Regions from separate parts of the Homo sapiens genome. Here region 2 is linked to region 1. Evidence: chromatin loops called from intact Hi-C (ENCODE). Cell type or tissue: heart right ventricle. All regions are shown on one strand. Each heading gives the region's core, and the rest is flanking DNA. Links, peaks and the distances in the headings are about the cores only.

What was found. A loop is a pair of places that touch in the nucleus more often than their neighbours do. Peaks named below come from ENCODE experiments on the same cell type or tissue, not always from the same donor. Only the 100,000 strongest peaks of a DNase experiment are listed, where the experiment ranks them.
Region 2: a loop joins it to region 1, with 3 times the contacts of the local background. A loop is called at or near these places in 5 of 110 quality-filtered maps.

Annotation. Positions count from the first base shown.
Region 1 is chr2:119,476,087-119,492,255 of GRCh38, reverse strand. SCTR (secretin receptor) reads left to right here. Exons shown (of 13, transcript NM_002980.3): 3 at 13,338-13,445. SCTR-AS1 (SCTR antisense RNA 1) reads right to left here and starts at 15,802. Exons shown (of 2, transcript NR_147847.1): 1 at 15,298-15,802; 2 at 4,910-6,417. RefSeq lists enhancers at 2,694-3,613, 792-5,199, 10,806-11,317. In heart right ventricle, for the core only: no CTCF peak of the experiment used is centred there; DNase peaks (open chromatin) are centred at 4,495, 6,675, 8,805, 9,075 and 1 weaker place; H3K27ac peaks cover 8,000 bases; H3K27me3 peaks cover 315 bases.
Region 2 is chr2:119,587,858-119,604,026 of GRCh38, reverse strand. CFAP221 (cilia and flagella associated protein 221) reads right to left here. Exons shown (of 24, transcript NM_001271049.2): 8 at 2,650-2,809. Among named protein-coding and RNA genes, the nearest start is that of CFAP221, 51 kb to the right of the region's middle. In heart right ventricle, for the core only: no CTCF peak of the experiment used is centred there; no DNase peak of the experiment used is centred there; H3K27ac peaks cover 4,225 bases.

The DNA.
Region 1 (16,169 bases), core at 2,863-10,862:
CAAAAAGAGCTGGAGCAAAGTTCCAAGATGTTGCCATATTCCAGATTCCTCTCTTTTGCCTGAATGTGTGGCTTCTGTCCTCATGGTCATATAATGGCTGCTGTACCTTCAGGGAGGAGAGAAGAATACCTGCATTTCTGGCAGGAAGTAGAAGAAACTCACTAGAAGGAAGGATGAGATATACTGGGAAGCCAGACTTTCCTGACACTCTCCAGTGTCTCCAGTGACTTCTGTGTATACTTCATCAGCTGGAATAGGACTGCATGGCCACCCCAGCTGCAATGGATGTTGCAGGTTGAGTTTATAGCTGTGCATGTAGCCACCTGGAGCAAAACCAGGTCCTCCTAGTAAGAAAGAAGAGAAGGATGGCAGTGGGCAGCCTTTGCCATTGTCCCCATGACTCAGCCTGGTGAGGGAGACATGGATCAAGTGATTAGAAATTGATTGCCGGGCACAGCGGCTTACACCTGTAATCCCAGCACTTTGGAGGGCCGAGGCAGGTGGATCACCTGAGGTCAGGAGTTTGAGACCAGCCTGGCCAACAAGGTGAAACCCTGTCTCTACTAAAAATACAAAATTAGCCGGGTGTGGTTGTGGGCGCCTGTAATCCCAGCTACTCAGGAGGCTGAGGCAGGAGGATCGCTTGAACCCAGGAGGCTGAGGTTGCAGTGAGCCAAGATCGCACCATTGCACTCCAGCCTGGGCAACAAGAGTGAAACTCTGTCAAAAAAAATAATATTAATAATAATGAAAGAAAGAAAGAAACATGTAAAATGATGAGATAAGAACAGTATGTGGGTCTGCCTGAGTGTCTAATCAGGAGGCTTCACCTGGCCTGGGCCTCCACGAGGGCTTTCTTGAGGAAATGACGTTTGAGCCAAGGCCGGAGCCTGACTGGTGGTTGCTGGGCACAGACATGAGGGATCCTGCTGCAGGATGAGACCACAGGGGCTCATCATCCCTTGGGGGATTTTCATCCTATCCTAAGAGAAGCAAAAGCCTTGGAGAGTCTTAGGAGGCCAGGAGTGTTACCGTCTGCATTATGAAAAGATCACCTCTGCCACAGTGTGGGAGGTGAACTGGAAAAGGACATGAGTAGTTCAGAGAGACTCGCTGTGAGCCTGGTGGTCTAGGCAAGAGATATGATCATTGGGACTGGATACGATGTCATTGTTTGGATTCCCCAGAAGCAGGTGATTCCAGGCCAGATCTGTAGGACTGGGAACCGAGACAGGGAAGAGAAGAAAGCTGGCAAATGTTGCATCATCACTGTGGGCACTTGTGGAACACACGCCTCCAAGTCGCACAGGAGCTGGAGGATGCATCCACCAGTGCCCTGTCAGTCAGAGATGGGGCTGCTTCAGAGCGAGCAGTTTTCATTCCCTTGCACTTCCAGCCTGCTGTGCTTAGGGACAATCAGTAGCTAGAGAAAGCCCCCAGACAAAGGGATACTGGGCCAGTGGGTGAAAGTGAGATTGGTGTGCCCAGAAAAGGTTAAGGCTAAGGAGTTACAAGCAGGTTCCACTGCAAGGGCTGGAGAGGTACACCCCCGTGGCAGAGCTGTGTGGGTGGGGACACTGACCACACATGGTGATGAGCTGGACTGGGAATGAGGTGAGAGATGGAGAATCCAGGATGGCCCCCAGGTGTTTGACTTGAGCAATTGGAGGAAGGAATAAAGGAAGATCAGCATTTTGGAGGAGAGGAGATAAAAAATCACACATGTAGTTTTAGACGTGTAGAGGTGAGACTTCAGAGTGGGGATGAAGGCTGGGGATAAACCTCCGCATAGGCGGCAGGTGAGGCTGAGGTTGCACCAGGAGAGTGCAGGAGCGGGAAGGGAAGAGAACCCAGGAGCCAGCCTGGAGCACTCCCGGCCCTCATTTGTCAGGAGCAGCTGGAAGCAGAGGAACATGAGGGTTTGTGAGCAGCGGAGGCAGCAGCATGGATGCTGCAAATGTGCTTTAGCCCATGCACTCGGCCACTGCGCAAGGGACAGGGACAGAACAGACATCTCTCCCACAGTTTGAGCCTTTGCTTTCCCTCTACCTGACTGCACTTTCCCTCTGGCTCCGACTGCACTTGGGGAGCTAGACCATGGTCTTATGGCATTCATGGGGGCACCAAAGAGAGCCTTCTGATTTCCTGCTACCCCCGGAAACTGCGTCTGGGACAGCAGGAAGCAAGGCACCAACAAGGCCAGCCAGAGGTGCAGCCAAATTGTGGGTGTCCCCCACCTCCTGTCCCCAAGGACAATGCCTGAAATTCCAATGACAGCAGCCCTGTGAGATAGGGCCTAGAATGCGGAGTCTCTGGTGGGGCTGATGGTGAACTTTCGTTTACACGGAGAAGTAAGGGATGATTATTTTAACATAACATGTGTTTAAAATGTCCCACTGTTCTCCAGTGGTTCCAGGATGAGGCCCAGCTCCTGACTTGGCCCCTGTCCACATCTCCACCCCAAACACTGCCAATCAGCTCAACTGTCAACCAAATTGCTTGCAATTTCCTGCCTGTCCATTTCTTTCCTGCCTCCAACCTTTGCACATGCAGACTGCTCTGCTACAACACCATTCTCCATCTTCTTCCCTCTGAAGCTACCCACCTTTTCAGACTCCTCTAGGAATGATGTCTGAATGCCCATAGCTCCCCTGGTCAAGCGAGTTACCCCGACTCCTGCAGGATACTGTTTCTCTCTCGTCTCGCACCTCTGCACTGCACTGTAAAGGTGTGTTTCCTGGACTGTCCCTGCCCCAGCCTGAGGCAGCTACAGTGTCGCCTTCTTTCTTCCTCAGTGCTTGACACAGGGCTTGCCAGACCGAGTATTCAGTGTGTGTTTGTTGACTGACTTACTGAGTGAATGAGGGCAGATACATGACTGAGAGCAGGGAGAAAGGATAAAACAAAAGACAGCTGGCCCCAAGGAGAGAGTGGGAGATGAGGTGGAGCCTTGGAGGCAGGTGAGGCCCCCGCAGAGGACACAAATGCCACCAGCTGCCCAACTTGTCACAAATTAGCTGAGGCGAGCAACGTGGTCCTGGTCACCGGTGGAGGGATGCTTTCCAGGGTCTAACCTTGGGGGAGAGAGGTGAGTCCCTGTCTTCCCTGGCCTTCCCCTATGGAGTGGTGAGCCGGCTCTGCCTGCCCCACTCAGGCTCTGACTAGTGACCACGCCAGATGGGGTTCCTGCTCCCCTCTGGGCACCCAGCATTCCTGTTGGGCTCTCACGGTTCGAGGAAAAGACTCTCCCCGTGGCGGCAGAGGGTCTGCTGTGAGGCCACTCACTGCTGGATCTGACGAAATGAGCAGGGCTGAATGCCAGGCAGAAAGCAAATAGAGTCAGCCGGAGTCGGTGCCACTCTTCCTTTATGGGGCTCTTGGGCTAGAGGATTCTCCCCACTCCTCAATGTGCCCATTTTAAAGTGGGGAAAATAATCTGATCAACTTCATGACGCTGTTGTGGAGAATAAGTGAATGACTACCTGAAGAAGGCAGAAGCTCCTCTCATGGCCTCTCTGTCCCAGCCCTTCGGTGCAGCCAAGCTGACCTCTGCCATGAATGGCTGGTGTTCACTTAGGCCCTCAGCCCTGCCTGTGGGTGGCGCCTCTTCTGCGAACCTGTTGCCCAGTCACCTTACCAATGCCAAGTGCACATTCACATTACTCCGGGAAGTTGCACCCACGTCCATGTCTCAATTCCAGGTTGACCGATCTGAGCAGAATCGGTCATCTTTCTTCCCTAAGGCTCCCCATGCAGTGAACCAGCGCTTTCCGCCAGGTCCTGACCGTGCATCCAGGGCTGAGAAAGCTCACTGGGGATTCCTGCCTGACTTCTGCCTCACACTCACTGGGGGGACCTGGGCAAGCCCTGACCATACCCCTCTCTTCCGGACCTTACTCTGCTTAAGAAAAGGGCTCCCCTGGCTTTGCAAGAGCTGTGGTGTCTGGCCAGGCCCTGGCGGCTGAACCAAGGAGGGCCAGCGTGCAGGTGGGTGAAAGGGTGGCTCAGCTGGCCCCCCACCCATCACAAACAGCTGTCACTGGGATCTGTTTTGCATAGTGACCTTCTGCAGTGTGCATTTAGGAAAGGGGATCTGTTACTTTGAAAACATGGTTTTAAAGCTCCAAAGAGGCCCAAGGACTCTGCCTGCTGGAAAAGTCTTCAGATCTGCCCCACTGAGGGGGTCAGAAGCCAGGGCCAAGGGCTCCATCTGGGAGTGTGGAGCGGGTGTGATGTCTGAGGAAAAATCCCCTAAAAGACTAAGAGGAGAAATGGCCAAGGCCTAGATCTGGTGTCCAGGGGGCCTCTCCCAGCACCGAGACTCTATCCTGACACCTGTGTGGGGGGAGGGGCTGCTGGGGCTCTCCGTTGAGGGTGCAGGGTTAATGGTTAAGCTCCCTGGGGTAGAGGTTAATGTTTGAACGCCAGACCAGTCACAGGAAACACCACTCAAGGAGCTGTCACCGAGCCCGCCACACTTATCACAAATAAAAAATTAACTCTTCAGCCATTCCGGGTTAGGTGGCCAAGGTCTTACTGGCATTTTCTGGGAACGTTTCAGGGTCACCCTAATAGCTGCACGGCCTGCCCCACAGGGCTATTTATTACTTTGTTTACAGAGGCCAATACCCCCTCAGAGCTGGCAGGTGGAAGGGCCATGGCTCTCCCCAGGGGAAGAATGTTCCAGAAGGACAGTGTGGTGACAGGAAAGGTGTGGGCTTGACAGTCAGACAGACCTGGGCATGTGTCCTGCTGTGTCACACAGGTGCTCTGTGACCTTGAGCAAGACACTGGTCCTCTCTGAGCCTTAGTGACCTTGCCTTCAAGTGGGGTCATGACATCCCATTTTCCTTCTTGTCTCTACCTGCTGGTTGCCCACTCCACAGAGCATGGGTCCAGGAAAACAGGCTTTTTATTTTGTACCTTTTTTATTGAGGTGAAATTCACATAGCGTTAAATTAACTGTTTTGAAGTGAATAATTCAATGGCAATTAGCACTTTCATAGTGCTCTATGCAGCCACCAGCTCTGTCTCATTCCAAAATATCTTCATTACCCCAAAATAAAATCCCTGTACCCATTAAGTCATCACTCCCCTCCTTCCCTGTCTGCAGCCGCTGGCTATTACTAATCTACTTTCTGTCTCTGTGGATTTGCCAGTGCTGGACATTTCATATCAACGGAAGCATTTGCTATGTGACCTTTTGTGTCTGTCTGCTTTTGCCGAGAATAATGTTCTTGAGGTTCATCCACGGTGTAGTATGAATCAGTTCTTCACGCATGCTGGCTGTTAGTGCAGTTTTCTCTAACATTCCTAGCTCCTTTCTGGAGTTGCCTGGCCCCCGATGCCCTCTGGCAGCCACACCGTGGACCATCCTCCACGGCTGCCCACAGCTCACCTCTGCCCATTCTTCCCTTGGCACCACTGATCTTGGCTCATTTTTCCAAAATATGGCAGCTTATGTTTGTATAACATTCTAGGCAATTTAAATTTTTAGTTCTTAAAACAACTGTGCAATAAGCACTATTATTACTCCCATTTCATAGATGAGAAAACAGGCTCCAAGGGGCCCAGGATCGCACAGAGCCGAAACAGGACTCAGCTTTGCCGTCCAGTCTAATCAAACACAGCACAACTGAGCTGTGAATGACTGATAACCTTACCCTCCCGAGAGAAAGGTTTTCCATTAGAGAAAACAAACAAAGACAGAGATTGCTGCTGGCAATTAATCCTTAATTCGCTTGAAAGGTGGTATGAAATGAAGAGCTTTAGGTCAGGTGAGGAAGAGTTCTCGGGTGGATGAGGAGGGTTCTGTGGAGGTGGCACACACTTTGTGCAGTCTCTGGAAGGCGAAGGACTTAGCTCCCCGTGCTCAGAAGCTAGCCTGGGGCTGGCCTCCTGGACATAGATGGGCCAGCCTGCTCCAGAGAAGTGGCTGCTCGGCCTCAGGGCTGGAAGGGTTCTTCATCTCATGTAGTGCAGACTTCATTCAGTGTCTGATGCTCTTCCGTCTCCTAATTCCATGACTCTCTCTGCTTGAATACTTTCAGTGATGGGGACCTCATCACTCCCAAGATAGTTCATCCCATCAAACAGCTTATGATTCCTGGTTCCAAGACTCTTTAGCTGTTTCTCCTGCGATGTGTTTTTAAATACCCTTGTTGCCCTGGGATTTCAGCTCCTCTAGCCCCATCCTGACCACAGCTCCTGTGCGTCCAGCCATCACAAAGGAGAGCGACACCTTCTTGACTTAAGACTGTAGGTCAAGTCATTAGCAAAGTTGAAGAAACCTCACCAGGCTGCCCCTTGGATGGCCTGGGGCTGGGGCCATGGCTGAGCCAAGAGAGGCAAAGAGATACACGATGCAATTGGGAAACAGGCCGCTGTGCAGGAGCTCGTCCTAAGCCACTGTGGGTTCTGGGGAGGAGAAAGGGATGAGTGGGGGTGAGCAGTGGAAGTGCCTGAGAGATGGATGTGGCGGTCCGCGGGCAGAGGAAAGAGCAAACACCGGCAGAAGCAGAAGGTAGGAGAGGACAGACACAAGGCCAAGACAAAGAGGAGCTGTGGCTTCCCTGGTGACCCCATCAGCCGATGAAGTGAGCACCAGGGACATGGAGGGGTGTGAGTGGCCCAGTTCAGCATGGCCCCGGGGGCCGGGCTGTTCCTGGCCCCCTGCCACTGCAGCCTGACACATTGCTCCAGAAATAGTCCCAGGTTTTTATCAGGCCATCTGAGCTTATTTATAAATAGAGGACTGGAGGATAGAGGCTCCATGCCAGGTGAATGCAGGGCAAACTCCCAGGCACTGTCCTGCCCTCTGAGATGGCCCTTTCCCCTCTCTCAGTCCTCCCCCAACCCACCCAGACCTGCCTCTGGGGCCACCTCTCTATCCCTGTGGGCAGGACAGAGGAAGCTGACATTGCTGGGTCTGCTTCAGACCTGGCCCAGGGCCAGGGGCTCCACAAATATAAAGACCAGGAATCTTTATCTATAAACCCCTTTGGGCAAAAATAGAACTTTCTCCGTTTTCTGACTTTAATTCTGATTGCATTCTCCTGGGATGGCAGACATTTCTGGATCTTCCCCTGCAATTTTCCCAGGTGGCTAGAGATTCACGTAGCACCACCACGTTCAGGGGGATCTCGCCTGCAGCTGATGATGGTGTTAGTCACAGGTGGTGACTGGCAGAGCCCTGTCTATCCTGGGCCACTGGCCCCTCCTGTGCTTTGCCGGGAGGCATGGGCTCGGCAAGGCTGTGTGTGGTCTGCCCATCTAGACCTGCCCCCACAGCTGTTTCTCCTCTGGGCCATCCCACCTCCTCAGGGCTGGCTGGGCAGCAGGGTATTTGCACCTCTTCTGGAACCCTCCATGTCCCAGCTCATCACTTCCCCTCCATCTCTCCCCAGTCTCTGGGAATTCTTGCTCTTTTTCTGTTTTCTCCCAAGTGCTTTGATTATCCCAGCATACCTCTTCATCCCCCAGAGGCCTTTGGAAACCTAAGCCAGGAAGTTTTCCTGCCTTTCTCTGTGACTTCAATCTGAGGAGGAAGGAGAGAGAAAAGGCAAAAAACAAACAAACAAACAAAAAAAACAGGAGAAGAAAAAAGAAGAGATTGATGGATCAGAAAGTATTCCACCGCACCCACATATCATTTAATTCTCTCAAAAATCCTGGGAAATATTACTGTGCCCATTTTATAGATGAGGAAACTGAGGCTCACAGAGGTTAAGTGTCATACCCAAAGTAGGCTTGGGTCCAAAGCCCATTCTATCTCCACCATACCACCTCCCTCAACCTGGTATCCCATGCTGTCCTCCTGGGCCACGGGCACTGGGGCAGGCAACCCCTCCTCCCCAGGTGGTGGCATTGTCTTCTCTTGTTTCCCCACTTAAACTTCCCAGCCTTCCATCCCATCCCCTCCAGCCAGACAATTGGTGGCGGAGGTGGCCATCAGAGACGACAGAGGCGTGGGAAGCCCTGCTCTTCACATGCTTTGGATCTGCCTGCCCACACAGCTAATGTATATTCCTTCTAGCCCTGGCTCTCCTGGGGCGGTGACCCCTCCCTCGTGGCTCAGTAAGTGTGGCCCTATTGACAAAGCTCCCCCATCCCCTATCTCAATGAATGCCGCTTACCCCCAAGTCAGGCAGTGAGCTGTGCTGCTCTGGAACTAAAACTGCCCAGGATGACCCTAGTCCTGGGCTGTGTCCCTTCCCTGCCAGGGCTCCCTGGGAAGGCCAGAGCCAGGACAGGTATCCGAAGCTAAGCTGGGAGCGCTCTCCCCTGCCTCCCATTCCTGCTTGGCTTGGGGGACTGGGGAGTCCCGGAGTGGAGTCTGAGATGCTGCATTCAAAGCCTGGGGACCGTGCAAGGCAGCCTCCACAAGCACTGAGGAGGCCACAGGGACTGTCCAGCTCCCCCAAGCCACATTCCCTCCAGCCTGGCTAGAGCCACGCACCTCCTGTGCTATGATTTCCTTCATATGTTTTCCTTTCAATCAATGGACTTTTAAAAAACTTAGCCTCATCCTAAACAATAGTAGCTATAAAATCACAGATGTGATATGCTAGTTTTATAATGTTTCTAATACACATTTTCTTTAAAAAAGTGCAACTATGAAAAAATGTTCAACCATGTACCAGCCAAAAGCACAGGCCACCAGTGAGTGGTGAGCTCATCGCACGCTGGGAAACCCTGGGTCTGTTCTGTGCCTTCTGTGCCCAGACGCTGGAGCCAGGGCTGGGAGAGAACAAGGCAGTGTCACTCGTGTTCAGGAAACGATCAACACTGTGGGGGGCTAGCAGCCAGGTCTGCTGCCACCAAGGCCAGCCTGGAGGAGGCAGCCTGTCCCAGGCTGGGGAGATGGGAAGGCTGAGTGGGATCCCAGCTCCATTATCACCAGCTCTGTCACCCACACTTCTCACTTCCCCCTCTTGGAACCTCAGCTTCCTCATCTCCGCCGTGGGGCAGTGACCCTACTCACCCTTGAGCTGCTGTCAACCTCAGCTCCAGGATGTCTGATGTGCATCCAGCACAGGCCTGGCATGGCCTGTCCCCAGGCATCCCTGGGGGCCCTGCCTGACGTGACCCAAGTTAGGAAGCCTCTCAGACGTGCTGGCACCGTCCACATCTGTCTGGCCAACCAGCCAGGCATTGTCCAGCCTCATGGCCTGGAGCCTGCGGCTGGTACCCTGGCTGACCTGGCCAGTCCAGCCAGCACTGAATCTGTTTTTCCACAAGTGAGGCAAAAGGCTCCTGCCTTTTTCCATGCTCTGGAAATGCCCCAGCTGCTTCCAATGCAAGAGAGGCTGACCCGAGCTGGCAGGGGAGCTGCAACTTGAAACGAGGCATCCTGCTGCAACCCTGAGACGGCCGCACAGGGAAAGAGGGCTCTGGGTCACCCTTGGCCTCCTGAGACTCCAGGTGCCAGGCTAGGTCAGCACGGAGACACAGAGTGGGCTGTCCGTAAAGGGTCCTCAGGACCAAGTCCCCATCCCACAGGCATCTGGGTAGGCCCAGGGTTACCCGGCAGGCCTGCTGAGTTCCCGAGACCCTGCTCAGGCCCAGCCAGCAGCGTCCACAGCTGGAATGTAGACGGGCAGCCTCGGGATAGTGGCGGAGCCGTCCCTGGGGAGTGCACAGCAGAGAGAAGCTCCGGCTCCTCCTCTTGCAGGTGAAGCTTCTGGAACATCCAAGGAGTTCCTCATCTCCCATATGCCTCCAAGGACACAGACCCCTGCCCCTTGGCCTCATAGATGCTTCCACTGTCCTGTGAAAGCTCCGCCCACACACTGCCTTCTGTGTCCCTCTACAATTCTACGACACCCTTGCTCATGGTTGCAGCCTGCCCTTGTGGCTCCTGGGACTGCCCCGCCTCCAAAGCCCCCACAGGCGTCCTGATTTCAGGACTGGGTTCCTCTCTGGGCCCTCCCACTTCCCCTCTCCTGCTAGGGGCTGGGCCTCTCTTCAGGGAGAAACAGGCCACACCTGCCCCGCTCTAGGCCAGCATCCCCCCTAACCCAGGCCCTGGCCCGGCCCACCCTACCGTTCCCTACCCCTTCTGTCCCTCTCCAGTTCCCAGAGCCTGGCTTGAACAAGGAGGGCACTTGGCAGCTGGGGCCGGTGTCACCTGGAGACTGGTCAGGTGGGTGGAGGGCTGGGTGGAGACAGCTTTCATCCCCTCCATGTCCTGGCTGTGTGGCCTGGGAAGCCACTTCTGGCTCTGCTTGATTGCTGCGTTTATAAAGTGGGGGTAGAGCCAGGCACATCGGGAACTGGGGGCACCGCCATGGGATTACAGGAGCTCAAGTGTGGGACGCACAGGGCTCCTCCCCATCAGCACAGCACCAGAGCTGGCAGGCCCTGGATGCAGAATGTAGAAGTCAACTGGGTGTCAAGGTGAAAGCCCGTTTATGAGGGATGCCTGGCGGGACTGGTGTGGGAGGCAGTGGTTCCAGCTGGCGTCCCTTCATTTGTTCATCTGCTGTGTTTGCTGAGCACTTGTGCTATGCCTGGCCCATCGTAGGCACAGGGGCGTGCTCTCCTGGGCTCTCTGCCTGGTGGTGGGGGAGGCATCTGTACCCAGGTACCAAGGTGAAGACACAGCTGGTAGTGACCCCCACTGGTGGGTCTGTGACTGCCTGTCTCACTCTCTGTGAATTGCTCCTGGGAGCCAGGGGTAGGGCTAAGCCTAGAAATGAGGAACCCTCAGCTGTGAGGAGCAGGGAGACTCAGAGTGGAAATTCTCAAAGCAAGCCCTGGAACCACTTCAGCGGCATTTTTGGGGAATTCTTAAAATGCAGATTCCTGGGTCTGGTCTCACAAGGAGGATCTGGGGCCTAGAGATCTGCATATCTCTGACAGGCACCCAGCTCATTCTGATGTAGGCTGGAGGGTCACACTTCTGCAATGGGACAGGTCACCAGGGAGATTTCACTTAGAGGGGATGAAGGGGTCAAGGACACTATGGATGCTTTGGGTCTGGTCAGATTGATGCCTAAAAACAGGTTCTTGCTCCTTAAAAAAGCTGAGCATTTGCCATCTGGGTACTCCCGCAATGTCTGCACACCGCATCCATCGCCCAGTCCCCAGAGCTAAGAATTGCCATTCAGGGGACCCAGCCTAGTCCAACCTCCTGAATCCAGATGAAAAAGGAACAGGCCTGGGGAGGCCAGCGGGAAAGGGGTTGCCAGTCCCAGTGCCTGCTCTGGGCAGGCTTTTCAGTTGGGCTTTGAGCTCTTCCTCTGGATAGCCTCAGGAGGGAGGTGCCGGTCCTCCCACAAGAGATAAGCAAGTGAGCAGGGCAGCTGGCAAGGTGGGGGAGGCCTGGAGGCCGGGTCGGCCGACTTGAGTCCTGGCTCTTTCTTTTTGGGCTCTGCCCTGCACCATGTTCCCCAAACGGGAGGAGCGCTGACTGCGGCTCGCCTCATGGGTGTCCCTCAGCTCATTTCTAGCCCCTTCCAAGCCTGACCCCAGCGATGACCTCTCAGAGGGCACGGGTTCCAGAAGTCTGTTGCAGGAAGCAGTTTCCCTGTGTGGCTGCCCTTGGATCAACTTTGGGAGAATTGGTGAGTTGTTATGTGAAATGATGTCTTAAAAGACAGTACAGTCACAGCTCACACACAAATATAAAATGAATACCTGCCGAACAGCTTGTTTAATTTGTGAGGGACTCAGTAAGATCTTATCACTGGTTCATAGCATTCAAAGTAACTGATATGGTTTGGCTATGTCCCCACTCAAATCTCATCTTGAATTGTAGCTCTCAGAATTCCCATGTGTCATGGGAGGGACCTGGTGGAAGGTAATAGAATTGTGGGGGCAGGTTTCTCCCATGCTGTTCTCGTGATAGTGAATAAGTCTCATGAGATCTGGTGGTTTCATAAACGGGAGTTTCCCTGCATGTGTCCTCCTGCCCACCGCCATGTAAGAAGTCCCTTTGCTCTTTCTTCGTCTTCCACCATGATTGTGAGACCTCTCAGCTATGTGAAACTGTGAGTCCGTTAAACCTCTTTCCTTCATAATTACCCAGTCTCAGGTATGTCTTTATCAGCAGCATGAAAACAGACTAATACAGTACCATACCTATAAGGCAGAATGATAACATGAATTTACAAATAGATGCAAAGCTGACTGAATACACAGGGAGGGAAGTGAAATTAATTGTATTTCAACTGGACAATAATTATTGTGCCTATGGACGAGAATCATTTGCATTGCTACCAATCATCTAGAACTTACAGAGTTGCAGTGTAGCTCGAAGACAATAAAAGACCTGACACCCCATTGAATCAGATAATCCAGAAGGCTGTGCTTAGACAATGCCTAGTTTTGCATTGAAAACACCTAGTAATTTTTTTTATTCATCTTAAAATCTTTCAGTTTTCAGAAGTGGGCCACGCATCTGGCTCTGAGCTTCCTAGCAGCCAAATCAAAGAGGAAACCAGCTTCAAATGTAGTGTCTATGTATACTAGTCGTTCACAATAAGTTCAGCTTCTCACTGCATTGAGACCTGGTTCTCCTTCCAGAGGGGCCTCATCAAGGGAACTCAAGTGATGTAGAAAGCAACATCCTCAATAATATTCTTGCAGCAAATACAGTGGTGACACTTGTGGAGCTGTGTCCATAGGCCAGGGCAGTGGCTCTGAGTGTGGTCCCAGGACAAACAGCATCAGCATCACTTGGGAACTTGTTAGAAATGCAGATACTCAGGCCCCACCCCAGACTTACTGAGCAATCTGTGTTTTAATAATCCCTCTGGGTGACTCTGATGCAAGCTGAAGTTTGAGAATCATGGGACAAGAGTTCTCAACCCTGCAGTCAAACGTTAGAATTACCTGTAAGGCTTTCAAAGGACATGATGCCTGGGCCCACCCAAACCAATTCATGCAGGATCCCTGTGTGCCACGCCGGCTAGGTCTATTTCTAAAGCTCCCCAGGTAGTCGTACCATGAAGCTAGAAGGGAGACCCATTGCTGCTTAGTTGTTTAATGCAAACTGATTGGCCAACAGATGTGCCATCTGCTCCAGAGAAATCCAGACCTTTACTTGCAAAGCTTATAGGAGAGGGCGCCTTCCTTCTTTCCTTCTTCCCTTCCTCCCTCCCTTTCTTACTTCCTTCTATCTTCAACACTGAGCACTACCGTGTACATGGCAGAGTCCAAGGGTGCATTAGACAGGATAGGTTCCTGATCCTGAGGAGTCAGCACCTAATGAGAGCTTTGAAAGTAGTCTAGTGGGAATTCCAGGCAGGCAAGGGTGTCGGTGATGTGGACAGGATGGTAGGGCAGCCCTCGGTCCATCCCCCATCCTTGTCTGATGCTGCTTTTCTTGGCAGGTTGTGAGGGGATGTGGGACAACATAAGCTGCTGGCCCTCTTCTGTGCCGGGCCGGATGGTGGAGGTGGAATGCCCGAGATTCCTCCGGATGCTCACCAGCAGAAATGGTAACCACTCGGCCCATGGGGCCTGGCGGACAGGCTGAGGGGTGTCCCTCTGGGTGGGGCCTCAGCTTAGAGGCAGGAGGCCAAGGAACCTTCTCTGAGGACAAGTATGGGTACAATGATGGGGGAGATCACTGCAAAGGATTAGAAGCCTTGCTTGGGAATGTGGGGTGGACTCAAATTCTGAGGGTGTCAAGCAAGGGGGCAGGAGGCAGTGCACTGGGGAAGGCGATAAGGGAGGCTGGGCCTGCTTCTGTCTTCCCCAGGCCCTTCAGCTAGGAGCTCTCTTCCTTCCTTCCATGTTTCTGCCCCCTTAGCAACCAGGGGCCTTGTTCCAGTCCCCATGTCTGGAACCCCTCCTGGTAGTGGCAGGCTCCCTAATGGCCTGGCCTTCCAAAATACTTCCTTCCACTGTCAGGCCCTGCTGAGAAATTGGCTCCCTGGGAGCCCCTGGCCTCCTGGGGCGAGGGGTTGTCTTACCAGAAGACAGCTGCGGATTTAAGAATTTTCCTAGTTGACTCACATTGATTAGAAGTCGACCATGCACTGGACATTTTTATATGTACATACGGGCTCATTTATTCATCATAAACCCCCTGCAGATCACAGGACTTTTCCCTTGATCCAGTAAAGAGTAATAATAACAGGGACTGAGAAAAGCTGTGCAGCTGCCCCTCTTTCCTGGTCCATGCAGGACAGCAAAGCTGCCAGATGAAGCCTGAACAAGAATAGGTGATTTAACACTAAAACCCACCAGCCTTTCAAAGTCAGGCAAGGCAAAGATGACCACGGTTCAGAGACTGTGGGAAGGGAGTGGAGATTCTTCTCACCATAATTCTGCTGTACATACGCACATGTGTGCACACACACACATATTTGGGGAACATGCTGCTCCCTCGAAGCCTCACTCAACACCCTACACTATGGGAACTGGGGGAAATGAGGTAGACAGGCTTGAAACCCGCTCCTCCAATTCCTGGCTTGGTAATGCTAGCTGCTGTAACAGACAATGCCCCACATCTCAAAGCCTTCATGCAAATTTGTCCACAGAAAGTCCAAAACAGGCTGGGTGCGGTGGCTCACACCTGTAATCCCAGTACTTTGGGAGGCCGAGGTGGGCGGATCTCCTGAGGTCGGGAGTTCGAGACCAGCCTGGCCAACATGGTGAAACCCCATCTCTTCTAAAAGTACAAAAATTAGCTAGGCGTGGTGGTGCACACCTGTAATCCCAGCTACTCAGGAGGCCGAGGCACGAGAATCACTTGAACCTGGGAGGCTGAGGTTGCAGTTAGCTGAGCTCGTGCCACTGCACCCCAGCCTGGGCGACAGAGTGAGACTCTGTCACAAACAAACAAACAAACAAACAAACAAACAAAAAACGTCCAGAACAGGAAACAGGTATTCCTGATTAGCAGGCAGCTCTCCTCTACACGGTGACCCCAGCACCCCACACCTCACAACCGTGGCATCACATAGTTTCCAGGCTGACTGGCGGAGAGGAAAGAACTCGGAGGACCACACAGCAGAGGTTCATAAGGGGCGGGCCTGGGAAGGATCCCACTCTGCCCACATTCCCTCGGCTAGAACTCAGTCACATGGCAACATCTAACTGCAAGGGACCTGGGGAAATGTCTTTTAGCTGGGTGCCAGTCAGCCCCGGGATCCAAGTTGCTCACTGCTGGGGAGCCTCAATTTTCTTGACTGTAAAATGGGGAAAATAAATAAGACCTGCCCTGTAAGGCTGTGCTTGGAAATAAATTTTGTCCCTTCTCCCCTACTCCTCTCCCTTCTTTTCCTTTTTCTCCTTCCCACCTTCCCTCCCCTACCCCTGCCACACACACCCCCGCAAGCTTACCAACTTTACCTGCCAGCGTGGCCCCTCCATGCTTGCCTCTGGGGTCCTGGGAGCTCAGGACACAGGAGATTAGTCCAGATGTGGCGGACCTAGAGCCCCAGGCTGGTCAGGTGCAAGGTCACGCCCAGACTCCACTTTCTGACTCCTGTGCAGTGCTCCTCCACAGCTGACCGGGTTTTTCTCCTGATGGAAAGGACTCGAAGCTCTTCTCCTTTGCAGCCGTCCCTTTTCAGCCTTCCCAGAGCCACAGCACCTCCGCCTCCCGCAGCACTGTCCCTTCTGCCCTGCAGAGGGGATAGGCGGAGCTGGTGCTCACGGCCACAAAGTGACCAGGTGCCAGTCCTGTCACATCCTTTCTCAATTAATTGCTTGAACCCCTCCCTGCCTCATTACGTAAAGGCTCAGTGTCTCCCTCTTGAGGCTCCCCTACCCTTGGATTGCTCATGGTCCGCGGCAGGAAGCTGGACCATGTCCACACAACGTGAGGATGGAAGCTGGGGTCCTGTGCCGACTCTGCTGCAGTTTCTTCTCGCCGCCACATGGTGTCGCTGTGGGCCTGCAGGGCCACACCAAAGGCCTGCCTATTGGGCTCTGGGCTCCCTCCAGGGTGGTGGGGGCCACGTTGTTCATACCCAGCCTGGGGGTGGGTGGCCCAAGAGCACAGGTCAACAGCTGTCTGGCCTCAATTTATCATCAAGAACTCCCACCCACCCCTCCTTCATCCCCATAGATCTACTTCTGGGTCTGATTAGACTCCTGCCCCTTCATCTCCCGGCAGGAAGGCAGGCTTCCCTAGGTGGTGCCCCCAACCCTAACCCCAGGGGGAGCGCCCAGTGAGGACAAGGTGCTCTGGAAAATAAATTAATTCTCCT
Region 2 (16,169 bases), core at 2,778-10,777, 110 kb before region 1:
GTAAAAGAATGATTATGCCAATTGTTTGTAGCAAGATGTTTCAAAAAGAGACTCAGACTAATGTTTGGGATCTTTTCTGTAATTAGAAACTGACTTTGGACATGGTAGTTAGAGGTAGTGCAGCTAATAGCCCGCAGAAGCTATTCAGGTTATCTGTTATGAGATGCAGTAGAACTGTGTTCTATTCAGAAATGCTACCTTTGAAGCATTTCTTTTTTCTTTTTTTAGAAATTATTTTTATCTAAATAGTTATATTTTTCTGCAACACAAGGCAAAGTTACGATTTTGAAAATAACCATTTTAAAATTTATTTGTTCAGTACCAATTTGGCATAATAGCTTAGGGGAAGCATTTCTTTAAGCAACGATGTGTGGACAATTGTTTTATAGGATAAACATTTGTTTTCCATGACAGTACAAAAATAAGATAAAAATAGGTGAACATTCACTCACTCTGACAGTTAATATGTATTTGCTGACCACCCACTGAACAGGCCTGGTTGCATTGTATGGAACTTATGTTAGCAACCTCAAATTTAATGTCTCTCATGTAAGAGCATCCTTACAACCCAGGGCATGGGAGAACGTGTCCCTTGGTGAGACTCCCACCCACCGACATGCTCTGATGTGAAGGGTGAGGTGTTTAGCCAGGTAGCGAACTGAGGTTCAGCATCCCTGTCTCAGTGGAGCCTTGACACCACCTCTGCTGTTAAATATTGGGGAGCAACTAAACCTGGGGGCATTAAAAAGCAGCCTCCTAAACAATATCCTCAACGTCGATGACGGAAATGAAGAGGTCTAAGAAAATGATAAATCAGTTACATGTGGAATTTGGCAGGGCCAAATTTAGACATGAGTAAGTCTATCACACACCCTATAATGAAATGAAGAAAGCAATCTATGAAAATTTCAGAGAGCACTACAGCCAGTATTTTTTCCTGTTCAGAAACTACAGCTAGTTTTTTTCCCTTCATGATAGAATTTATATGTTATAATATTATTTGCAGTTTTGGAGAGACATGCAGATCTTAAGACATAGTCCTTGACAATGTCAAGAGTATACCAGATAAGATACTAACATAATAATTTAGAAATAGCGTACACCTGCATTTGTATGGTGCTTCTGTCATACAATGCTGTCGTGCATGTAAAAGCACAGCCATGGAAGGATATACAAATAAAAATCGCACTCATGTTATGTCTTTAAGAAAGTCATTTGAGTATTGTAGCACCTGATGTGAAGTGGCAAACACCATTTTGCTCACCTGCTTATTTGCCACCAGAAAAATCAGCAGTTTTAAAATTTGTGTTCAGTTCTACTTGTTTGTTGCCCGAGTGATTTCAATGATGGTTATTTGCAGGATTTGGGTTCAGCAGGCCACACTAATATCCTACAGTTGACTTAGGCTGCTTTGAATTTTTAGGAAGAAAAATCATGATATAAATATCTAAGATATCATGGAGTGAGTTCATATTTTGATATAAGGTTGCTACTCCACTTGTAATATGCTTAATGATGTGAATATGTGATGTGTATCCATGCGCAAAGAAGAGGAAAACCAAGATATTTCCCTATCATTTTCAAAATAATTGTCAGAATCTTCTAAGATTGGTATTTATACTGTGACAACTTTTTTGTTTGTTTGTTTGTTTGAGATGATGTCTCGCTCTGGCACCCAGGCTGGAGTGCCGTGGCGTGATCTCGGCTCACTGCAACCTCTGCCTCCCAGGTTCAAGCGATTCTGCTTCAGCCTCCCAAGTAGCTGGGATTACAGACAGGATGCCACGTCAAGGTAATTTTTGTATTTTTAGTAGAGACAGGGTTTCACCCTGTTGGCCAGGCTGGTCTTGAAAGCCTGACCTCAGGTGATCCACCCGTCTCAGCCTCCCAAAGTGCTGGGATTATAGGCGCGAGTCACCATACCCAGCAACTTTTAACGTTTATATAAAAATCTTGGGTATAAGAAAAAAATCATGATGTTAACCAGAGGTACTGACATGTAAAAGTACAAGCTCATATTCAAATGGAAATGGAAGTTCAGAAAGGATTTGTTATGAAGCACAACTTAATCCCATTTCACATCTTTACTCTGACTTGAAGTCTGATGGTGCTTTGAAAACCTCCCGTGTTTTTCAAACATTTCTGTTTTTCAGACATTTCTGTCACTGCCTCATGTGAAATCACTTGTTATATGACTTATTTTGGTCTCTTGAGGTTGTGGGCCATTTCCCACTGAGCTTTGCAATGGGCACTGCAAACAGCAGGGACTCAATTAATTAAAATGCTATATGGAAACCTTAAAAACAGTTATGTTGTTCTGGCCCTATTGTTTAAATTTTCGACTAGGCAATAAGACATGCATATGGTAAAAAAATTCCAACAGTGCACCAGTAGTGATCAGTGAAAAAACATGTCCTTCAAAAATCCCTTTTTCTTGTTTCTTCCCTTCTTGTCAGAAGCAACTCTTGCTACTAGCATAGATATATTCTATATTTCTGTTATGTTTTACAGTATATCTTATGTTGGCTCATCATTTTAAATAAGTTTTTGATGACATTCTTTTACAAGAAAGACAGAATGGAAGAAAGGAAGACTTGGATTTTCAAAAAAGGGTTAAAAATAAACAAAAACACTGCAAAGACGCCATACGGTAAGGCCATGTTGGGATAGCATGTTCCGGTGAAGACACATTCGTATGGTTGAGAGTTGAACTGCGAAATCCATAACTGCATTTTTATTTGTGCAGTCCCATACTGAAAGGGTGTAAACTTAATAGTCACAGTCATCTTCCCATTAGCCGGAATTATTCCTGAGAGGAAAGAAATGAGAAAATGTGATACCCTCTCTTCTTGCCAAGTCCAGTCACATGCTGACACACACACAAATATGGCTGACCCTCTGACAATGTGGAGATTAGGGGCACTGACTCCCCACACAATTGAAAATCCACACATAACTTTTGGCTTCCCAAAAACTTAATAGCCTACAGTTGACCAGAAGCCTTAAAGATAACATAAACAGTCAATTAACACATATTGTATATGTTATATGTATTATTTACTATAAACCAGATAAAAGAAAATGTCATTATGGAAATGATAAGGAAGAGAAAATATATTTGTTATTCATTAAGTGGAAGTGGATCATCACAAAGGTCTTCATTCTCTTTGTCTTCGTGTTGAATAGGCTGAGGAGGAGGAAGAGGAGGGATTGATCTTGCTGTCTCAAGGGTGGTAGAGGCAGAAGAGGTGGAAGAGGTGGAAGAAGAGGCAGGCACAGTCGGTTTAACTTTTACTGAAAAAAATCTGAATATAAGTGGGCTCATGAAATTCAAATCCATGCTGTTCAAGGGTCAACTGTACATTCTTCCCATGCTAAGCACAAACACAGTCTTTCTATTATCCTTATGTAGCTTTTTCATTAAATACATGTGAATCAACTTCTGCATGTTTACATTGATCTTATTTATTAATTACTATATTAATCCTTTACAATAATTATTTGATTGTGTCACTTCTACAAATATATACACATCAATCTGCATTAGCGATTCAGACATGAATTCCCAGAACTATCATCTGTAAGCAAATTACCAGATGTCAATATTAATGCTGTAAGCAACAGGAAAAGCTAGGAACGCACATACAAGTTTGTGTTCAAATAATTCAGTTCTTTCTTTGTATAATTTGATTCTTTCTTTTCAAATCTTTAGGATGGACTGTTATTCTCCCCAGAGTCAAATATCACACTGTGCCTAATTCCTCTTTTGTATCTCTGGTGCCAACAGGGCTTGGAACATAGTAAGTGCTAACAAATGTGGAGAGAAAAAGCGAAGAAAGGGAGGATCAATGTTATTTATTTATTTACTTATTGCTGTCCCCAACTAGAATGTAAACTGGAGGACGAATGTTCTGACTTCCACTGAAGGCTCTTAGGTTTGCTTTCTAGATGAGACCGTCTGCCCTTGTGCATCTGGTCCTCCCACTGTCCCTGCAGAGGCCTCGCACAGTCCCCCCAAACATGCCCTCCTTTGCATCCATTCACTTCCTGAATCTTGTGCTACCCTCCCTTCTCCCTGCGCCCAACCACATGGGCCTTTCCTTCACCCATTCATGTGCTTATTAAGTGCTTACTTAATAAGCACTTAATAAGTGTGCCAGGCACTGTTTTAGGCACTAAAGTTAGAGCAATAAACAAAACAAATCCCAGATCTCACAGTTTACATTCTAGTGGGGGACAGCAAAACATAAATAAATAAACAAATGAACATAAAATACAAAGTCAAGACATGAATACCAACAGGCAGGGGGAAGCAAGTGGGTGGAAAGGAAAGGCCCCCCTTGTGAGGAGAGGTGGGAGCAGGAGTATGAGAACGAAAGGGCCTTGGCTCTAATCCCTTTTCATTGGCTCCTGCTGGCTCTGCACTGTGCACTGGCTCAGCACTTGCAATTCCCTAGGCCTGAAGAACTCTCTCCAGATTTTCTTTTAGCTTCATCCTACTCCCGGAAATTATTGCATTTACCATCTGCCTTCTCCTAGTTAGAGTGTAAATTTTAGGAAAGCAGGCACCTGCTCATTACTGCATTCCCAGCACAATAAATTCTTGTTGAATGAGTGAATGAACCCAAACTTAAAAGCCTATATCAACCTATATATTACACCAAACTCCCTATGCCTCTCCCTCCACAGGAACCTTCAGTCAGCCCTACTGAACTCGCGTTCCCTTGATGTGTTACCTTTCAAAATTTCCCTGTCTCCCAACTAGGTATCAAGCTCATAAGGCAGACACCAGCCCCATACCTTTTATATCTTCCTGGATCCCCAGCACAGTGCTTTAGAAATAGGTCTTCGTCAATTTCCTGAGAGCAGAAGTCAAACTCTTTCAATGATACCCACTAGTGACCTTAGAATCCACTGCAGGGAGGAGGGAATCAGCAAAAGACCTTGGGTCCATCAGCCAACCTAAGACCAGCTGGATAGAAACTGTGACTCTCCATCATGTGTGGGGCTTCAATACTTTGACCACCCACTTGGTCAGAAAATAGCCCCCTTTAACCCATAAATTGACCCGGGGCTCTAAAATAAAAGCATTCTATTGCTTCTGCTCTAGCTCATTAACTTAAAAAAATAAAGACAAGCTCTGGAAGCAAGGATTAATGTTTGCCTTGACCCGGCTGATTTATTTTTAAGTGCTGCCAGCTCAGACCTAATACATAAAGCACACTGTGAAGGTGTAGTCTAGGCAACCAGAGTACACTGCTTTTTCCATTAACAGGGATGCCAGTTAACACAGGGAGCAGCAGATCGTCAAATGTTAGCAGCTGTAAAAGGCGTGCCAAGGAGTTACAGCTTACTGCTCAGCCAAAACTAACAGTGGCACAAAGGAGAGTATGTTTCATGCTTTTAAAGTGAGAAGGGCAACCCCCACCCCAAATTGCTCTCTTATGCTCCAGGCCAATTTCATCTGGTCAATTTCAGATCACCACCCTTAACATAACCAGGGGTAATGTGGAATCACAGGACATGGAGGGTGGTGAGCAGAGACAAAGAGAAGAGGAAAAAACTCAGAAATCAACTGAAGGCTAAGAACACCCTAGTTTATCAATACGATGGGTATCATAAAGAAAAAGTAACAGCACTGAAAAATAATATAGTGAAATAAATGAAGTCATGAGGAAATACCACTGTGTCTTCACTTGGACTACAATTATATAAAGCATGTGCAAAAGTATGAAAAGTTATTAAAAGGAGACAGAAAAACAAAAGCACATTACTTGTTATGGCAGTGAGGCCCAGGATGGGGAACATTAAAAAAAATTTCTTCTTTCCCATGTCCAGACAGTGTTACTACAACATTGTACTAACACTGTAAAATTATTTAATTTTAAAATAATTTTTTCTTCAAAGATCTCAAAAAGTACAGATCACTCTCCCTAAATTGTCATAGAGCCATTCGAGCCACATACTTAAGGTGTTATTGAGGCAGAAAAGAGTCTGGAGACAAGGAACCTAAGGCCGATTCACGCTGACCTCCTAGAACTAAATCAGAAAGAAAACCCCAACTCTCCACACCTAAGCAACAGAAGGACTGGAGGCTACTCCCTTTGTAAAACCCCCACATTTTCTGTGCGTTAGATGGAAAATTGAAAGTATCTCTGATTGATTGCAGAAAGCAACCAAAGCATAGGAGTCTAAGTTTGTAACTTCAGCCTCTGATTGGGGGTCACTCCTTCATTTACATAGGGTGTACATCAAGTAACCAATGGGAAACCTCTAGAGGGTATTTAAACCCCAGAAAATTCTATAACAGAGCTCTTGAGGCCCTATGCTCACCGGCTCCCACCCTGTGGAGTACGCTTTCGTTTTTCGGTAAATTTCTGCTTTTCTTGGCTCATTATTTCCTTGCTTTGTGTATTTTGTCCAATTCCTTGTTCAAAACGCCAAGAACCTGGACACCCTCTACTGGTAACATTCTAAGTATTGGTTTTAATATTCCAAGATTTAGGGTTCCTCTAGCTTGGTGACTTTGGGTAAACAACTCGATCTCTCAAAGCTAATGTTGGGAAATTAATAGCTATTTAGCTTTAAAATCATCCACATTCTAGCAATGCTTTCGATTCACTGGATTATAGAAAGGAGGGCTACCATCCCACTCACAGTGGCAACACTCCCCAGCCTCTGCTGCTGCCCAGGGAGTGTGGGCAACAGAGAGGCCCCAGGACCACACAGACCCTGACTTAGACCTTGCTTGATTATACATGAATTGTGTAACTCCGCTTGGCTACCTTAGCTGAGGCTCAGTTTTCTCATCTGTAAAATGAGACAAGGCTTAAAGGAGAAAATAATGTACAGGGTCTGGGATAGTGCTTGGTACATAGTGTGTGTCCTATAAATGTGGCCTTCTCAATCCTTATGCTAAATAAAACAAGAAACAATTTATTGTGTATTAAATTGTCTTTAAAATATCAGAAAGAAGAAATATTTCTTTGAAAAACTTACACTTGACCCGCTTGAGTTCTTACACAGGAAGAGGCAATTGCCTCATGATGCCAAATCACTGGGATGAGCGTCCCAAAGCACTAGGTCTTCCTTTTGCTCCACAAAAGTGCCAAGTGCAGGCGATCCACAGCTCAGAAGACAAGGACTCAGTGGCCTCTACAAGGTCTATTTTAAAACACAGGCCTGGACATTATCATGAAGAGGTGAAAGAGAAGCCCTGAGGGCTTTTGGATACTGTTCATGTCTAAATTTCCCAGGAAGAACAACCCCTGCTCAGCCATAGCAGATGAAGACACGTGTGGTGTGCATACTGAGACGCTAACAATCCCTAGTACTTATTTTAATCTTTTATTCCTTTCTCCCTCCCGCAAGCTTTTTTGACTGGAACTCGAAATAAGTGGTAAAATTAAGTCTTTTGGAATCTACTAACTTTCTGTTTCATCCCTGTTCATCAAATATCCAAAATGCAGACCTCAGCTGCAACACCAGACAACCTGAGGGCTGTGCCTGTACTGATGGGGGGATGTGGAGAAGGAGTCTGAGTAGAGGATGCTGGGGAGGATCCCAGGCCAGGAATTCCTTTTCCATCAAGTATATAAGCTGCTGGCCAGGAGCAATGTGTGCAGCACACAGGCATTGGTGCCTAACATCGCGGAGACAGCACCCATGGAGGGCAGGGCGACTGGAGGGGCTTCAGAGCCTGCTCTAGGAGCTGCAGGAAGTGCAGCGCACCCCCTAGCCACCCACTGCTGGAGCCCATTCACTCCATCATCTGTCCCTCACCATCTCCAAGGTCACCACCCATCCGAGCCAACCTCAGCTCCTTCCTGAGGGGGAGGCCTGTGCCCACCTTGTGCTACTCCAACCTGCATTCCCCTCAGGAGCCAAAGAGACTTTTTAAAATATGCATCAGGCCATGTCACCCTCTGCTTCAAACTCTCCAGTAGACTCCCATCCCACTCAGAACCCAATCCTAATACCCACCCTCCTCGAACCCCTGCAGGCCTCTCCAATAGGCCTTGCACACTGCTCCCCTTGCTCACACACCCTGGCCACAATGGGCTCTCGTCTTTCCCTTGAATGTGACCATTGCCGAGCCTGTTCCAGCCTTGCAGCCCTGTGTGGGTTGCTTCCTCTGCTTGAAACCCTCTTCCCAAGTCTGGTGCCTTTTTGTTAACTGGGTCTAAGCTGACATGACTTTTCCTCCAAGAAGCTCTTCTCGACCACCAAGTTGAGAGCAGTCACCTGGTCACATCACCATGTCTTATTTTTCTCACCACCATTTTTGCTCTGGACAATGTCTTTTGTTTGCAGGCCTGCCTGTCTCCCCCGACTGGCATCTCTGCTCCAACACAGCAGGGACCAGGTCTGTCTTGCTCTCTGCAGTACCCAATGCCTATACCAGTGTCTGATGCCCAGCAGGCGCTCAGTAGTTACTTATGGAATGAATGGACAGATGAAGTATGTAAGACCACAGGGAGGAGGTGAGCCCGGCAGAAACCAAGCGCAGAGCATTTCTGGCAAAAGATAGTGAAGTAAAGCTTCAGCTCAACTACCCTTCTTCAAAAATCACAAAACAATAAGGAAAAGAAGGGTAAAAATGGTAAGGAAAAAAAATCTATTAAATAGGGAAGTGGCTATAATCCTAAAGCACAAACAAAAAGCCTGACTACCAAGTCCTGTAAACTGAGACATGGGAGCATGCCGAGAACCAAGAGGTGCAGATTTCTCCTAAAGTAAGAGTCACAGCCCTGGAAAAGTCTCTAACTACTCTTTGGTTAAAGTGACAAAATGTAGGAGTCTGCCTGGGCCTTGAGCAGGGACAGAGATAAAAGAGACCAAACCCCAGCATCACAGACCAGCAGGGGAGGGGGCTGAAGAAGCAGCTAGGCTGCCACACCATGCCCACTGTCTGTGACCTTGGACCCAGTTCAGAAGGCGCTGAAAGTGACCTGGTAGGGAGGGAGGAGAGTCGTGACCACTGTACAGCAGCACACAGGACAGGTGACTCTCCTGGGAGCCACCAGCCCTTGTGACCACTGAGCAGAGATGGGAGATGTTCTCTCAGAGGGCTTGAATACACAGACTGTGGGGCTGGGTTCTCTGCATTGCAACCCCAGCTCTGCTGCTTCCCAACTTTGTGCCCTCATGCAACCTACATAACACTCCATGCCTCAGCTTCCTCATCAGCAAAGTGGACAGAATAATGGAATCTACTTCATAAGAGTTGCTGGGGTATTAAATGAGTTTATGCATCCAGTGTAGTGTCTGGCACATGGTAAGCACGATGTAAGCATTAGCTATTCAAATTATTATCCCTTCTTCCACATTATTCTTTTGCTGGTGGCAGACTGTATTCAACATTGAGTAGAGTGCTGAATAGAACACCACAGGTGCTGTGCATATAAACTGCAAAACTAAAAATTAATACTTTTTGAAGGAGGAGAGGAACAGAAAGAAAATCACATAAAGAATACACATGATGACTGGGTGCAGTGGCTCACACCTGTAATCCCAGCACTTTGGGAGGCTGACGAGGGTGGATCATGAGGTCAGAAGTTCAAGACCAGCCTGAACAATATGGTGAAACCCCATCTCTACTAAATATACAATAACAAAAAAAAATTAGCCGGGCGTGTTGGTGCACACCTGTGGTCTCAGCTACTCAGGGGGCTGAGGCAGGAGGATCGCTTGAACCTGGGAGGCAGAGGTTGCAGTGAGCCAAGATCATGCCACTGCACTCCAGCCTGGCAACAGAGCAAGACTCTGTTTCAAAAAAAAAAAATACACATGAAAAAGAGGACAACCTCAGGACACAAGTAGTTCATCAGAGTCTTAAAGAAAACAGACAGTATGCCTCATCACAGGAATAGTCACCAGAATTCAAGAAAGCAATGTAAGAACACACTCAAAGGAGACGAAAAGAGAACTGGTGGAGCTCAGGAGACACATGGAAAAAGAAAAGGAACTGTATGCTATGGTTTGGATGTTTGTCCCCTGCAAATCTCATGTTGAAATGTGGTTCCCACTGTTGGAGGTGGGGCCTGGTGGAAGGTGTTGGGTCATGTGGGTGGATGCCTTATGAATGGCTGAGCACCATCTCTTACTGATGAGTGAGTTCTTGCACTGAGTTCACATGAGAGCTGGTGGGGTTTTTTTTGTTGTTGTTGTTTCGTTTTGTTTTTTTTTTGAGACTGAGTCTCGCTCTGTTGCCCAGGCAGGAGTGCAGTGGTGCCATCTCAGCTCACTGCAAGCTCCGCCTCCCAGGTTCACGCCATTCTCCTGCCTCAGCCTCCCGGTAGCTGGGACTATAGGCGCCCGTCACTACGCCTGGCTAATTTTTTGTATTTTTAGTAGAGACAGGGTTTCACTGTGTTAGCCAGGATGGTCTCGATCTCCTGACCTCGTGATCCGCCCTCCTCGGCCTCCCAAAGTGCTGGGATTACAGGCGTAAGCCACCATGCCCGGCCAAGAGAGCTGGTGTTTAAAGAACCTGGCACCTCCCCACCTCTCTCTTGCTCCCTCTCTCACCATCTGATACCGCCTACTCTCCCTTTGCCTTCTACCATAGTTGGAAGCTTCCTGAGGCCTCACTAGGAGCAGATGCCAGCACCATGCTTCCTGTACATCCTACAGACCCAATTAAACCTCTTTTTTAAAAAATAAATTACCAAGCTTCAGATATTCCTTTATAGCAAGACACAGACTAACACAAGCACTGAGGTGGAAACATCAGCAAAGGAACAACAATAAACACACACTCATATGTATACACCACACTCATGCAAATACCACATACATGCACACACATACACACACACTGAAAACACAGGTAAGGATGTGGCAGGTAGGAATGAGAAATCCACACAAAATGAAATTATTTTAAAGCAGATAATAGATACTGAAGGCAAAGGAGAACCAACATACACACATAATTGGTATTCCTGAGGAAGAGAACAAAGCAAATAGAACATGAAAACATTCAAGGTTTTACTAGTTGAAACATTTCCCAAAATAACAAGTCATTTTTCTCCAGATCAAAAGGACATGCCATTTTCCAGGGGACAAAAATGATGCAGAACAACACCAATACATATCCTGGTGAACTGCTTAACCTCAAGACTAAAAAGAAAATTTCTGAGGGCATCCAGAATTCACCTTCAGTGGGGAACAACTCAGCCCAGCCTCCAAATTCCTAGCAAAGCCAAAGCCGGGGACGATCAGCAAGGTCTACTAAGTTCTGAGATAGACCAAGTTGGAAACCAAGACTGTTAGACCTCACCAGGTTGTCTTTCAAGATTGCAGACAGCAGAGAGACACTGTCAAACATGCGAGCATGGAGGCATGCAGCCCCAGGAGCCTCTGGTTAACAAGCCACTAGGTGACAGCATCCAGACAGCCAGAAAAACTGAAGTGAAGAATTTGTGAATGTAGGGAACATGGAATAAAGAACAGAGGTGAAATCTGTGGCTCCATTTCAATAGGAACTAAATAGCTACAGCATTCATGGTCACAAAAGAGAATATAAATGCTATAGACAACATAGAAGGGTACGACAAAGCCGGGAGTTCTAAGAGGGGAGGGAGAAAGTACATGCATGCTGTTTCCCATTTTCCATGGCCAAGATTCCAGCTGAAGGTGAGGCACACAGTTGAAGAAGACAGTGGCTCTGACCTCTTAATGCCTTCATTATCTCTTTTCTTAATTTTAGCAACAAATTTTAGGAATGAATATTGCATATACCAAGGAAGTTCACCAATTCCTTTTAGCTTCACTTGTTTTTCTTCAGTCAATATCAAGTAACATCATTTTTACATATCATATGATCCAAGTTTTCTTGTAGTTTTCCGTGTCTCTGCATCATCGTATGCCTCCAGCCTCCCTCTTTCTCCTCTTTGTACATAGGCACAGAGAGGTGTCTGCAGGGATAAATGTTCATGATATTTCTGGAGTGATGAGATTCTCGGTAATGTTTTTTCAACTTGGATTTGGTACTTTTCTTCAGTGTTTTAATATTTATATAATAAACACATTTCATTTTTTATAAAGCCATTTTTAAAGAAATATTTTTATTTGCTGAACCTCATTTCTTCTATACTTTACACCTGGAGTGGCTCTTTTTTTCCCATTGTTGCTGTTGCCTGTTTTCTGGCACAGCACCTACCCCAGACCAGTGTTGTGGGACCCGCAGAAGTGCCTGCTGTCGATCACGAAAGCCACATTCTCTTCCAGCCTCCTGGAAGACTGGCTTTCCCAGCAGGGTGAGAGGCTGAGCCAAACCATCTGACTTCTTCCTGGCCTTGCTGGAACAAGCACTTCTGTATGGGCAGTAGAGGTGTGAGGTAAGAGTTTCATTAAGATACAGGCATTGTCCTCTGGGTCAAGTTCACTGACTGCTGCTGTGGTCAACTGAGCTCAAGCAGCCCAGAATGACAGCCCATCAAATGGTCCTCTTGGACAGGGTTATAGAATTCAATGAGATGGTGCATGTGATGTGCTTAGCACAGCACCTGGCATGCGGCTAACAATTAGTAAATAGAAGCAATTATGAACATCATGCCAGCCACGCTGTGTGCAACCACTGCCACCCATCAAGGGTATATTGAGCACCAGGTAAAACTGACCATTGCTACCAATGTGACAGAAAATTGCCACCTGTCTGTCCAGCTTTTCCTGACTTCTTCAGTGTGTCATTATTAATTACCTACGTCCTCTAAAAGCTAGGGAACTCATTTGCATCTCATATATTAACTATCCCTAATTATTCTCCCTTCCTCACTATTGGGTTTGGTGCTTTGGAAAATCTTTTAAAGGTTTGATCTCTCTATTTTACCTCTGGTAAGGACTCTTTTCCAACCCTGCATATGGCCCCCAGCTGTTCCTCCATTTGCTGACCTGGAAGTTTATCATTATCAGAGGCCCTCTGCCGGTTATCTCACTAATTTCCATCACTTCTTGGAAGTGAACCTTGCCAAAGGCCTGCATGTTTTCATTTCTGTAAGCAGTCATATAGCCACTATGTGTTTTCTGAGATAAGGCTGTTCATCATGGTCTTAACTACCAGCAAGAAGCATTTTATGGGGGCCTGCGCTGTGTGCTGGAGATCTGGTCTCACCCTCCCTTTGACAATCCTGATCTGTACCCCGCACAGTTTGTGCTGGGGTTTGGGGGTCTTCTGTCTCACCTGTCCGCAGGAGTACAGTGAGGCAGGGAGGAGAAGTAGGGGAAACCTCCCCTCATTATTTTCCCTTGTGGATGTAATGGCTCTGCTCTGGAATCCCAAAGGCTGCTGGACCCTGCAGGTAGGGCTTATTATGTGATAAACTACCTCAGCCAGGGGCCAAGGGGCCTTTGGAGAAAAAAGATGCAAAAAGGAACCAGCATATGCTCCCTTTTGAAATGTAAGTGGGTGAATGCTGGTGTGTGGACAGCACAGTGGCAGGTATGGCCAAGAGTATGGCTGAGCCCAGCTGAGATGGGATGATTGGACTAGCGGCAAGTCCAGACAGGCTGCCCAGAGCAGGTGCTGCATGAAAGTGCCTTGAACCTCAACAGGCAGGGTACAGTGCGCTTGGTGTCCTTGTGCTCATGCTGGAGGATGGGGATTCATTCTTTGCTAGAAGGTGCTTCCTGCTGGATTGGTGGCCCCCAGGTAATGTCTAGAACCAAAAAGTGGTTTGAGGCCAAGGCAAGGGCAGAGGTTCTGGGTTTACTCCCAAACTGATATAAAGTTGTAAAAAATGTGCCTTTCAGAAGAAAATGCAAAATATAAAATTATTTGTAAGTGGCTTATATTTTTCTTATAATTAAAAAAAGAGAATGAACTTATTGAAACTTTATATAAGAACTCTAAGCAACAGCCCCCAAGGAACTCTTGCTTAGCCAGCCACTTAATGCTATAATTTACCATTTATATGAGTTAGATGCATTCTTCCCTAGCATTTGTGACAACAAGGGAATGTCCAGGATCACAAAATAGTGACAAGTAGACAAGTTCAACAATTTTTTTGTGGCATTTGCCTGATCTCCGATGCTAATAAGATCTTGGTCAATACTTCTCTTCAGATTTCACGGAAAAAAAAATATCTTGGCCAAAGTCGTGCATTGCTGGCTCTTCCAAAATTATCAACAGAGTGTTCTTGAAGTTTTGGTTGCATATGATTTCTTGTCAGCAGTACAGGAAGGTCATAAAATCCTTTATTCATTTTCTCCAGCCTCAGGAATATCTTGGCCCCCAACAACAGCAGGTCCAGCTTTTGACGGCTACAGAGCCCACCTGCATCTTAAGGATGGCCAGTTGAGTTAAAGTTGAGGGCATACCTTATAAATAGAATTATTAATAGCTTGATTCAAATTGTTTTTTCATTTGGCAAACTTCAGCATAAAATGCCTGGAAGGTGTGCGTAGATGATGCTTCTAGTTCCTAGAGAAGATATGGCTTCATAACCTAACAGACTAGGGATGTCCCAAGTCTTTTAGAAATAAGTTACCAAACACGTGCTTGAAACAGTGTCTACAAATACACATGCTAACTGTGTAAAATTAGCCCAGTTTCTTAGTCTATCTGAACCCAGTTTGTAAAACGGAGGCAATAATGCCTTGTGGCCAAAAAGCCATCCAAGACTGTCCAGCTGTATGGCCTCCAAGTCAAGCCAGATGCCTGGCAAGTCAGGAGACCAGTAAGCACAAAGATTGCCTGAGCTGCACTCACTCTCCATGCAGCCAAGGCTTTCTTCACTGCAGGTGGAATTCTGGAACCTCAAAAGTATAACAGCCAACAATGTACTGATACACCATCAAAGTGGGAAACCAAACCAAGAACGTTCCTGAGACTGGTGGAGCAACGATGACCTGAGATTCACAAAATAGCTACCGAGGAGGCTGAAGGGCAGAGCCCATGAGACCAGTTTGGAATGCCACATCTGCAACACCATCCACACAATGCAGGTCATTCAAACCAGCAAAAGACGGGTCCCAAAGTCCAAGAGCCCTGGCTTGCAGGGCTTCCCTCTCTCCTTCATTCTCCTCTTCTGCACTGCACTTTCCTGATTTTCTTCCTTGGTCTTTCTTTGTTCCTGGATCCACCTCCCCTTGCTATCGTCTGAGTGTCTGAGTGGCCCTCGGTCCACTTCTCTATCCACACTCACTCCCAAGGTGACCTCGTGTCCAGTCCCATGGCTGTACAAATGTATAACACCCAGTGACATCCAAGTGTATGTCCCTAGCACTCCCCTCTCTCTCAACTCCAAACTGGTATATTCAATTTAATTTCACTTAAAGGACAAATTTAAAATATTAAGTAATAAACAAAGTACCAAAACAACCACAATCTCTTACCTGATGAATCAGACAAAGTATCTCATGTATCATGCATTTGTCTGAATTATGTGGCCCTGCATTTTATAATCTGAGCACGGAGGGAAAGGCCTGCATGATTTTTTTAAGTGTGTCATACATAGTTGTCAGTCAATTCTGCTTAATGCTGTATTTTATTATCTATATAGTACCCTGATTTTGAATAGGTTGTGTTTCAAAACCCACTGGGTAAATTAATATTCTGAGTCTTAGGTCACAGTTTTTTAGAGAAGTATGGCTAGGCCATAAGCTATTGAGCTTTTCTTCCTTTTCCTGGCTACTGATGTCAGCTCATTTCAAGATCTCAAGTCCCATGTGAGTTCATTCCAACACTACGAATTCCTGGACTCCTGTCTGTACCCACCTCAGTCATACCTGTAAACCTGCACGCTGACCTGTCTAAAACGGCTCCCATCATGACTGCTCAGAAATTGTAGTGGTCCCTTCAGCCCATGGAACTTAATAGAATTATGGACCATCAGAGGGGCAGGGACCCACAGAAAGACCTACTGTGAGAATATCAACTATACTTAACATCTGAAATATTATCTTGTTTAGTATAATTTTAGTGACCATTTATTTTCCCTTCATTTTTAGGCCCACACAGCTGAAAACAATAAACCTCTTCTCTCTGAAAAGAGAATCAAGTCCTGTTTTTTGCAATATAAACAGTGGTTACCCTATATTTTACAAAATCTCAGAATGGCTCCTGGTCCTCTAGAAAATAATCTAAGTACATTTCATAATTGAGAATTAATTCACAGTTTCTGCTTTAAACACTCATTTGTTGGACAAAATATGTACTTGCAGTACTG